2 separate regions of the Homo sapiens genome follow, and region 1 is linked to region 2. The links are chromatin contacts, found by Hi-C or POLR2A ChIA-PET in ENCODE. All regions are on one chromosome and are shown on one strand. Each heading gives the region's core, a stretch centred on a gene start or an enhancer-like site at or near the end of the contact. The rest is flanking DNA. Distances are from core to core; before and after follow the strand shown.

The links. Hi-C counts contacts between places; a loop is a spot of excess contacts on that map. ChIA-PET counts read pairs that join two places held with the same protein, here RNA polymerase II (POLR2A). Pooled maps may share reads with other maps.
Region 1: a map with no recorded cell type shows a loop between it and region 2 (4-fold over the local background). The contact joins two enhancer-like sites. A Hi-C loop is called at or near these places in 1 of 168 maps with a recorded cell type or tissue (GM12878), 23 of 37 single-sample maps with no recorded cell type and 6 of 50 pooled maps. POLR2A ChIA-PET finds 5 or more read pairs at or near these places in 2 of 52 experiments (GM12878 and Panc1).

Annotation. Positions count from the first base shown.
Region 1 is chr6:88,659,103-88,663,968 of GRCh38, forward strand. The region is part of intron 14 of RNGTT (RNA guanylyltransferase and 5'-phosphatase); the gene reads right to left. Among named protein-coding and RNA genes, the nearest start is that of RNGTT, 300 kb to the right of the region's middle. Within about 2 kb of position 3,574, at least 2 of the 41 ENCODE cell types and tissues checked have a DNase peak (open chromatin) inside an H3K27ac peak, as active enhancers do; they include GM12878, where a contact is called at or near this core.
Region 2 is chr6:88,759,444-88,764,120 of GRCh38, forward strand. All of the region lies in intron 13 of RNGTT (RNA guanylyltransferase and 5'-phosphatase), which reads right to left. Among named protein-coding and RNA genes, the nearest start is that of RNGTT, 200 kb to the right of the region's middle. Within about 2 kb of position 2,413, at least 3 of the 41 ENCODE cell types and tissues checked have a DNase peak (open chromatin) inside an H3K27ac peak, as active enhancers do; they include GM12878, where a contact is called at or near this core.

The sequences.
Region 1 (4,866 bases), core at 2,324-4,823, 99 kb before region 2:
GCAACACATCAAGGGATTACTCTGTGGGATAAAAGAATCTGAACAGCAGCCCTTGAAGTCCAGATCTATCCACTGAAACAGTCTACTCAAATGAGAAGGAACCAAAAAAGTGATTCTGGTATGATGAAACAAGGTTCTTATAACACCCACTAAAGATCACACTAGCTCCCCAGCAATGGATCCAAGCCAAGAAGAAATCTGAATTGTCTGATAAAGAATTTAGAAGGTTGATTATTAAGCTACTCAAGGAGGTACCAGAGAAAGGTAAAAATCAACTTAAAGAAATTTTTTAAAAATACAGGATATGGTTGAAAAAGTCTCCACAGAAATAGGTACCACAAAGAAAGGACAATTACAACTTCTGGAAGTAAAAGACACACTTAGAGAAATGCAAAATACACTGGAAAGTTTCAACAATAGACTAGAACAAGTAGAAGAAAGAATTTCAGAGCTTGAAGACAGGCTTTTGAATTAACCCAATCAGACAAAGACAAAGAGAAAAAGAATTAAAAAAAAAAAATGAACAAAGCCTCCAAGAAATTTGGGATTATGTTAAAATGACCAAACATAAGAATAACTGGTGTTCCTGAGGAAGAAGAGAAATCTAGAAATTTAGAAAACTTATTTGAGGGAATAGTCAATAAAAACTTCCCTGGTCTTGCTAGAGATCTAGACATCCAAATACAGGACGCTCAAAGAACACCCGGGAAGTTCATCACAAAAAGATGATTGCCTAGGCACATAGTCATCAGGTTATCTAAAGTCAAGATAAAGGAAATAATCTTAACAGCTATGAGACAAAAGCATCAGGTAACCTATAAAGGAAAACCTATCAGATTAACAGCTCATTTCTCAGCAGAAACCTTACAAACCAGCAGGCATTGGGGTCCTATCTTTACTCTCCTGAAACAAAATAACTGTCAGGAAAAAAGTTTGTATCCAGCAAAATTAAGCTTCATAAATGAAGGCGAGATAGTCTGTTTTAGACAAACAAATGCTGAGATAATTTGCCACTACTAAGCCAGCACTACAAGAAATGCTAAAAAAGTTCTAAATCTTAAAACCTCGAAATGCACCAAAATAGAACCTCCTTAAAGCATAAATCTCACAGGGCCTATAAAACAACACAATGAAAACAAAACAAAAGCCCAAGGTATTCAGGCAACAACTAGCATGATGAATAGAACAGTACCTCACATCTCAGTACTAACATTGAATGTAAATGGCCAAAATGCTCCACTTAAAAGATACAGAATAGCAGAATGGATAAAAATCCACCAACCAAGTATCCTATCTGTTGTCTTCAAGAGACTCAACTAACACATAAGGACTCAAATAAACTCCAGGTAAAGAGGTGAAAAAAGATATTCCATGCAAATGAACACCAAAAGTGAGCAGGAGTGGCTATTCTTATATTAGACAAAACAGACTTTAAAGCAACAATGGTAAAAAAAAAGAAAGAAAAGGAGAGACATTATACAATGATAAAAGGATTAGTCTCCAACAGGAAAATATCACAATCCTAAATACATGCACCTAGCACTGGAGCTCCCAAATTTATACAACAATTACTACTAGACCTAAGAAACGAGATAGATGGCAACACCATAATAGTGGGGGACTTCAATACTCCATTGACAGCACTGGACAGGTCATCAAGACAGAAAGTCAACAAAGAAACAATGGACTTAAACTATACCCTAGAACAAATGGACTTAACAGATATTTACACAACATTCTACCCAACAACTGCAGAATATACATTCTTTTCATCAGCACATGTAACATTCTCCAAGACAGACCATAAGATAGGTCACAAAACAAGTCTCAATAAATTTAAGATAACTGAAATTATATCAAGTACTTTCTCAGACCACAGTGGAATAAAATTGAAAATTAACTCCAAAAGGAACCCTCCAAACCATACAAATACATAGAAATTAAATTATCTACTCCTGAATGATCTTTGGGTCAACAATGAAATCAAGATGGAAATTAAAAAGTTCTTTGAATTGAATGATGATAGTGACACAACCTATCAAAACCTCTGGGATACAGCAAAAGCGGTACTAAGAGGAAAGTTCATAGCATTAAACGCCTACATCAAAAAGTCTGAAAGAGCACAAACAGACAATCTAAACTCGCACCCCAAGAAACTAGAGAAACAACAACAAACCAAACCCAAACCCTGCAGAAAAGAAATAACAAAGATCAGAGCAGAACTAAACGAAATTGAAACAAACAAAAAGCAATACAAAAGATAAATAAAACGAAATGCTGGTTCCTTGAAAAGGTTAAAAAAAATTGACAGACCGTTAGTGAGATTAACCAAAAAAGAAGAAAGAGAGAAGAATCAAACAAGCTCAAGTAGAAATGAAATGGGAGATACTACAACTGATACCACAGAAATACAAAAAAATCATTCAATGCTACTATGAATAACTTCAGGCACACAAACTAGAAAACCTAGAGGAGAGGGATAAATTCCTGGAAATATACAACCCTCCTAGATTAAACCAGGAAGAAACAGAAACTCTGAACAGACCAATAACAAGTAGTGAGATTGATATAGTAATAAAAAAAATTGCCAACAAAAAAAGTCCAGGACCAGATGGATTCACAGCTAAATTCTATCACATATTCAAAGAGTTGGTACCAATCCTACTGAAACTATTCCAAAAGATAAAGAGGGAATCCTCCCTAAATCATTCCCTGAAACCATTATTGCCCTAATATTAAAACCAGGGAAGGACATAACAAAAAAGAAAACTATAGACCAATATCTCTGATGAACACAGATGCAAAAAATCCTCAACAAAATACTGTGTAACTGAATCCAACAGCATATTTAAAAGGTAATACATCACTTTCAAGTGGCTTTCATACCAGAGATGCAGGGTTGGTTTAACATATGCAAGTTAATAAATGTGATACACCACATAAACAGAATTAAAAACAAAAACCATATCAATGGATCCAGAAAAAGCATTTGACAAAATCTAGCATTCCTTGTGATTACAACCCTAGGCAAAATCGGCATAGAGGAAACACACCTTTAAGGAAGTAGACCACCTCTCCCATTGTCTCCTATTTCATGAGAAAGCAAAAGGTTAAAAGAAGAAGTGAGATCAATAGCCAGATGGCTTGGTGCCAAGAACCGTGCCTGGTAGTTAAACATCAACTCCTGACCTAACCGCTTGTGGATTCCAGACATTGTATGAGGAAGACTTCTGAAACTTTCTGTTCTGTTCTGCTAGCCCCCATCACTGATGCATGTAGCTCTCAGTCACGTAGCCCCCACTTGCACAATGTATCATGACCCTTTCACATGGACCCCTCAGAGTTGTAAGCCCTTAAAAGGGACAGGAATCTTTACTTTGGGGAGCTCAGATCATGAGATGCGAGTCTACCAATGCTCCCAGCTGATTAAAGCCTCTTCCTTCATAAAACCAGTGTCCGAGAGGTTTTGTCTGCAACCATTCCTGCTACATTTCTTGGTTCCCTGACCTGGAAGCGAGGTGATTAGTGGACAGTTGAGGCAGCCTCTTAGGCGGCTTAGGCCTGCCCTGTGGAGCATCCCTGGGGAGGACTCCGGCGAGCTTAAGCAAAGCAGATCCTGGGAGCACTCTCGCGTAGGCAATTGCCCTGGTCAAATGCCTTGCCACAGCAGTGTGCGGCAGACCCCCGTGGAGAATTAACACAGCGGTTGAACACCGGGAAGGAATCGGCGATTGGAGTCTGGACATCTGGAACATGGTAAGACTGGCCTTGGAACTGGCCCACTCCATCTGAGTGGAAGTGTGGGCTGATCACCCACAGCATGGCTTTCTTGGCACTTTGGTTTTGGTTTTCATTTTGACTAGATTTGAACTGTTTTGGTTTAGATTTCACTATTGACTTTTGGATTTGAACTGTTCTGGCTATGATTTCGGCTCTGACTTGGCTCAAATTGCTTGATGAATGAGTAATTCCTTATCCATACTTTGATTTTAGTGTGAATTGCTTGGTGAGTGAGTGACCTTTTGCCCCTTTTTCCCTTCCCCCTTTGTGGTAAGAGTGTTGTTTTGTCTCCTGAGAGAGGAAAATGTGTAAAATACAAAGTAAGCCTACCCTGTTAGGAACTATGTTAAAGAATTTCAAGAAAGGATTCAATGGGGACTATGGAATTGCTATGACACCTGGAAAGCTTAAGGCTTTATGTGAGATAGACTATCCAGCATTAGAGGTGAGATGGCCATCAGAAGGAAGCCTAGACAGGTCCCTAGTTTCAAAGGTATGGCACAAAGTAACTGATAAATCAGGACACCCAGACCAGTTACCATACATAGATACTTGGTTGCAGCTAGTTTTAGACCCCTCACAGTGGCTAAGAGGACAGGCTGCAGCAGTACTAGTAGCAAAGGGACAGATAGCCAAGGAAAAGTCTTGCTCCACCCGCCGAGGGAAGTCAGCTCCTACGGTTCTGTCCGACCCCACATCAGAGGATGCATGGCAGAAATGGCACCAATGGTGCCCCTCCTTACCAAGAAGAGAGGCTCCCCACATCGAAGCCCACAGCCCCTGAGCCTCTGCAAGGTGTGCACACCCCAAGGCCACCTAAAATAGACAAAAGAGGATATGAAGCTTGGGAGAAACCCCTCCCTTGGCAGCTTGCTTGCAACCTAAAACTGGGACACAAATGCCCCTAAGAGAGCAACGGTATACTGGGGTAAATGAGGAGGGGCATATGGTAGGGGTGCCTTTGTGTACCAACCTTTTACCTCTGCCGATCTCCTCAACTGGAAAAATAACATCCCATCCTATACAGAAAAGCTGCAAGCTCTGATTGACTTGCTCCAAACTATTATCCAAACTCATAACCCCACT
Region 2 (4,677 bases), core at 1,163-3,662:
GTGCCTCTGCTTATAGGTCCTGTCAGTGGACAGAGCTAGGAAATGAGTTTATGTGTATCACATATTACATACACAAACACAATCATGTATATGTATTCATATACATGCACATACATGTGAACATATATATTCAAATATTTTAAAAATTCTAATCCATCTCACAGAGTTCTTCACTGCCTTCCTCCATTTCATATTTGTATCTTTCTCCTTCCTCACTGAGAACCCTGACTCCCAACATCAGTACCCATTTGCTCAATCCTACAACACTTCTAAAGTAGTTTGGCGTTTCACAACCATAATTACAGCAAAAAACAAACCTAATAAAAAAGGAGTTCAAGATTTGTTTGCAGTTCTTCCCATCTCATCTCTCATGAGGGTCTGCATTCAAATCCTATGTTCCTAAGTTACTTCATTTTCCCCCCCACCAACTTCAATGTGATTCAAAGTAGGAATTTAACTAATATTTAATCTATATAATATCCACCAGGTAACAAGCTTTTTATAACATAAAAGGTAACTTAGAGAAATTGCAATTAATGAAAATATATATTAATTGAGAAAAATCACATAAGCGAAAGGTACTAATGTAAAGAATAGTGTTAAAATGAATATGAAAATTAAATTCCAAAGAATCAAATTATAAAACAAAGGTGATATATACTTCTATTTAGTAAATTAACAAGTAAAAATAAGTAATTTGACTCCAGTGAGGTCATAAGTAGATGTTTTAAAGCCACATGCTCCTTTTCTCCTACTAGTTACTTGTAGACACTTTGATTATGATGTTGGTTTTTGGTAAGCGGCCTGGGAAAGATTTTCTGCTGAATGCAGGAAGGATGAAATAACAGAGGAAACAAGAGTTACTAATACCCAAGAGATAACCAGGCAAAGGAACTGAAAAGAGTTCAGTCACAGCTCCTCCTTGCCTCTCCTAGGCACACTGGAAGTAAAACATAATCAAGAATGTTAACAGTAGTAACCATTCAAAGACTGAAAGCCAACGAAGCATTTGTCTTAAAATATGTTTGGGTGATGAGAATATTTTCAAATAAGAAAGCAGTTACTATGGGTCATTTGCTAAATAATAAAAATAGCTATATTATACATAAAAAAATACAACCAGCTACATACCAAATAGCTTAGTCATTAAGCATACTATAATAATAGTGATTACATTAGTGTTTTATGTCTATTTCTTTAAAATAATTTTTAAATAAAATATAAATGAAAGAATTAAACATTTCATTTTGTGAAAGAGGCAGAGGGTAGAAAACAGAAAAATGCTGCTCAGCAAAGTAGTAAGACTTTTTCCCCCATACTTAATCCTTCCTTATATAAGAACAGTTCTTCAACATTCAGAAAAATATTTTACCACCACAATTTCCTTCTCAAAAAGAGTAACACTAATTCAAATAAGCATGAGAAAACGATTTTTTTTTTTTTTTCCCAGAGATGAGATCTTGCTGTATTGCACAGGCTGGATTCAAACTCCTAGGGCTCAAGCAATCCTCCTGCCTCAGCTTCCAAACCCAGCTCATTCTATTTTTTTTTTTAATGAATTGAAGCAAAAGAAATACACACACACACACACACACACACACACACACACATACACTCTAGTCAGCAGAGTAAAAAGACTTTTCCGATAGGAAGTAAAGGAGACCATGCAGTCAATTCTATATATTCCATTCTGCTTGCTAGGAAGCTAGCATTTCTCAGTTTTAAATGTGCAGACCTTACCTGGTTAACAAACCAGAACCTTCTGGCCAGGCATGTTGGCTCACACCTGTAATCCCAGCACTTTGGGAGGCCGAGGCACGTGGATCACTTGAGGTCAGGAGTTTGCGACCAGCCTGGCCAACACTGTGAAACCCCACCCCTATTAAAATTATAAAAAATCAGCCCAGCATGGTGGCAGGCACCTGTAATCCCAGCTACTCTGGAGGCTGAAGCAGGAGAATCGCTTGAACCCGGGAGGTGGACGGTACAGTGAGCTGAGATTGCACCACTGCACTCCAGCCTGGGCAACAGAGTAAGTCTCTATCTCAAAACAAACAAACAACAACAAAAATACCTAAGCCTCCCAATACAAGTGGGAGGCCAGATCCCCTTAAAGAAGGTATTGCAATACTACTACAACCATGTACAGTACTGTAAATCCACAGTTGGCAAACTATAGTCTACAGGCCACATCTGGCCTCACACCTGTTTTTGTAAATAAAGTTTCACTGTGACACAGTCATGCTCACTCATACACATATTGTCTAGCTTTGATTTAGCACCACAATGGTAGACTTGAGTAGTTGAGATACATAGGCAACAAACCCTAAAATATTGACTATCTGGCCTTTCATAGAAAAAAAGTGCTGACCCTTGCTGTAAATCTTCCAACAGTTTTTCAAAGGATGAGCAGCATTTGCTAAAGTGATTGTTCTGGTAATCCCCGATGGGTAATCCCCTAGTGGTCGTGTCTGTTTAAAGTAAGTGTCTGGTAACCCCCTAGTGGTACGGATGTTCTTTCTTTCAAAAGAAAAATCTAATAAAAAAATTATAATCCAAAAGAAAGAACACCCAGACCACTAGGGGATTACCAGACACTTACTTTAAACAGACACGAATTGCCAGGAACCCAAAATGCCACTGCAGTCCGTAAGTTAAATGGAGAGCTTAGGGTAATCAGGTGATAAATGGATTACTGGCTCAAGTTTAAATCTAAGTGTGACGGTATGTCCACAAATACAACCTGCGGTTATTTTCCAGTTACTGGATGTATAACTGGAAGAGAAATACTTGGAAAACGAATTTCCACATTGGCTGTCTGACCCACGGAATAAGGGTCATTATGCTAGGAAAGGCCAAATAAAAGCCCCTTCAACCAGCCTTCCCTACCAGGGAAATAAACCAAAAGCAGTAACATATCTCCAAGGGAAATACAAAAATTAGTACCACCATCAGAGATTTAGAATGATTTTTGATTATCATAAATTTAATCATGTTAAACCAAGTGCAGCTGCCATTTCAGATGTGCTGTCTTTAACGAAACCAATCAATGTAGCCTCTAAAATCTTATATACAAGTTGGCAAATACTTTTTTCTCTGTACCAATCTGTGGTACTATCAGAAGACATCTGCCTTTGCCTAGAATGACCAATAGTATATCTTGCAGCCACAGCATACTGCTTTTCTGCTCTCTGCCACAGTAGAATCTACAGAGACAGTGGTCTTTTTAAAAAATAGTAAATATATATTTAGTATTTATTATGTAACATGCAGTAGTTTAAAGGACTTACATGTATTATGTCATTAAAGTCCCACACGAGGTAGGCACTATTATCCACATAATGAAGTTACAGAAACACAAGCAACAGAGAGAGAACCTGAGTAAAGAGTGGCAGAGCTTGAATTGAAATCCAGCTGGCATAATATCCAGAGTCTCTTTGCTTAAGAGGATCCACTACAGTCGTCTAAATGAAAGGTATTTTCTTTTTCCTTTTTTTTAAGGAAGGGTCTCACTCTGTCACTCAGGCTGGAGTGCAGTGGCCCCACCACAGCTCACTGTAGCCCCAACCTCCCCAGGCTCAGGTGTTCCTCCCACCTTAGCCTCCAAGTAGCTGGGACTACAGGCATGTGCCATCATGGCCAGCTTTTTTTTTTTTTTTTTTTTTTTTTTGTATTTCTTGTTAGAAATGGGGTTTCACCAGGTTGCCCAGGCTGGTCTCAAACTCCTGGACTCAAGCACTATGCCCACCTCAGACATCTCAAAGTGCTGGGACTACAGGAGTGAGGCACTGTGCCTGGTGGAAGAGTTATTTTGTTTGCGTATTTATCCATGTGTCAGTTGATAAATATTTGGGGTTGTTTCCACCCTTTGGCTATTATGAATAATGCTGATAAGAAGATTTACGTACAAGTTTTGTGTGGGCATATGTTTTCATTTCTCTTGGGTATATACTTGAGAGTGGAATTGCTGAGTCACATGGTAAGTCTATCTTAAACATTTTGAGGAACTATGTAACTGTTTGCCACACTGGCTGCACCAACTTACAATCTCAACATCCATGTGTAAGGACTCCAATTTCTGTCTCTCACTTGTTATCGTCTTTCTAATTTTTTTCAGAGACAGTGGTCACTCTGACACTACACAGAACAAATCACTGATCAACAATGCTGATGATTTTGTACTTATTAAGAGTGATAAAGAGGAAGTATAAAGTTCTTTAGACATCTTGCTAAGACACATGTAAGACAGAAGACATAAAACCCACAAAAATTAAGAGCCCATTGCCTAAGTAAGATTTCTAGGGGTCCAATGGTTGGAAGCCTATCAGGATAGCTTCTCCAAGGTGTCAGAGACAAGTTACTCTACTTGCACTATCAGTGGATACTAAAAAGGACGTTACAAAGATTAACAATCACTGTGGATTTTGAAGCAGTACTCCAACTCATTGACCAAGGAACCTGTTAGGCTACCATTTTTAAGTTGAAATCAGAACAAAAGATGGCTCTGCAGCAAGTTCATGCTATAGTATAAGCTGCTCTGCCACTTGGGCCTTATAACCCAGTATATCAATTGTCTGGAGCCTCTGAATCCTTCCTCCAAGATCTTGTGGCAAGAATGACAGCTGGGCAGCAACTGGCTTCTTATGAACCCTATAAGGCCTCCTCCAATCTTCTAAA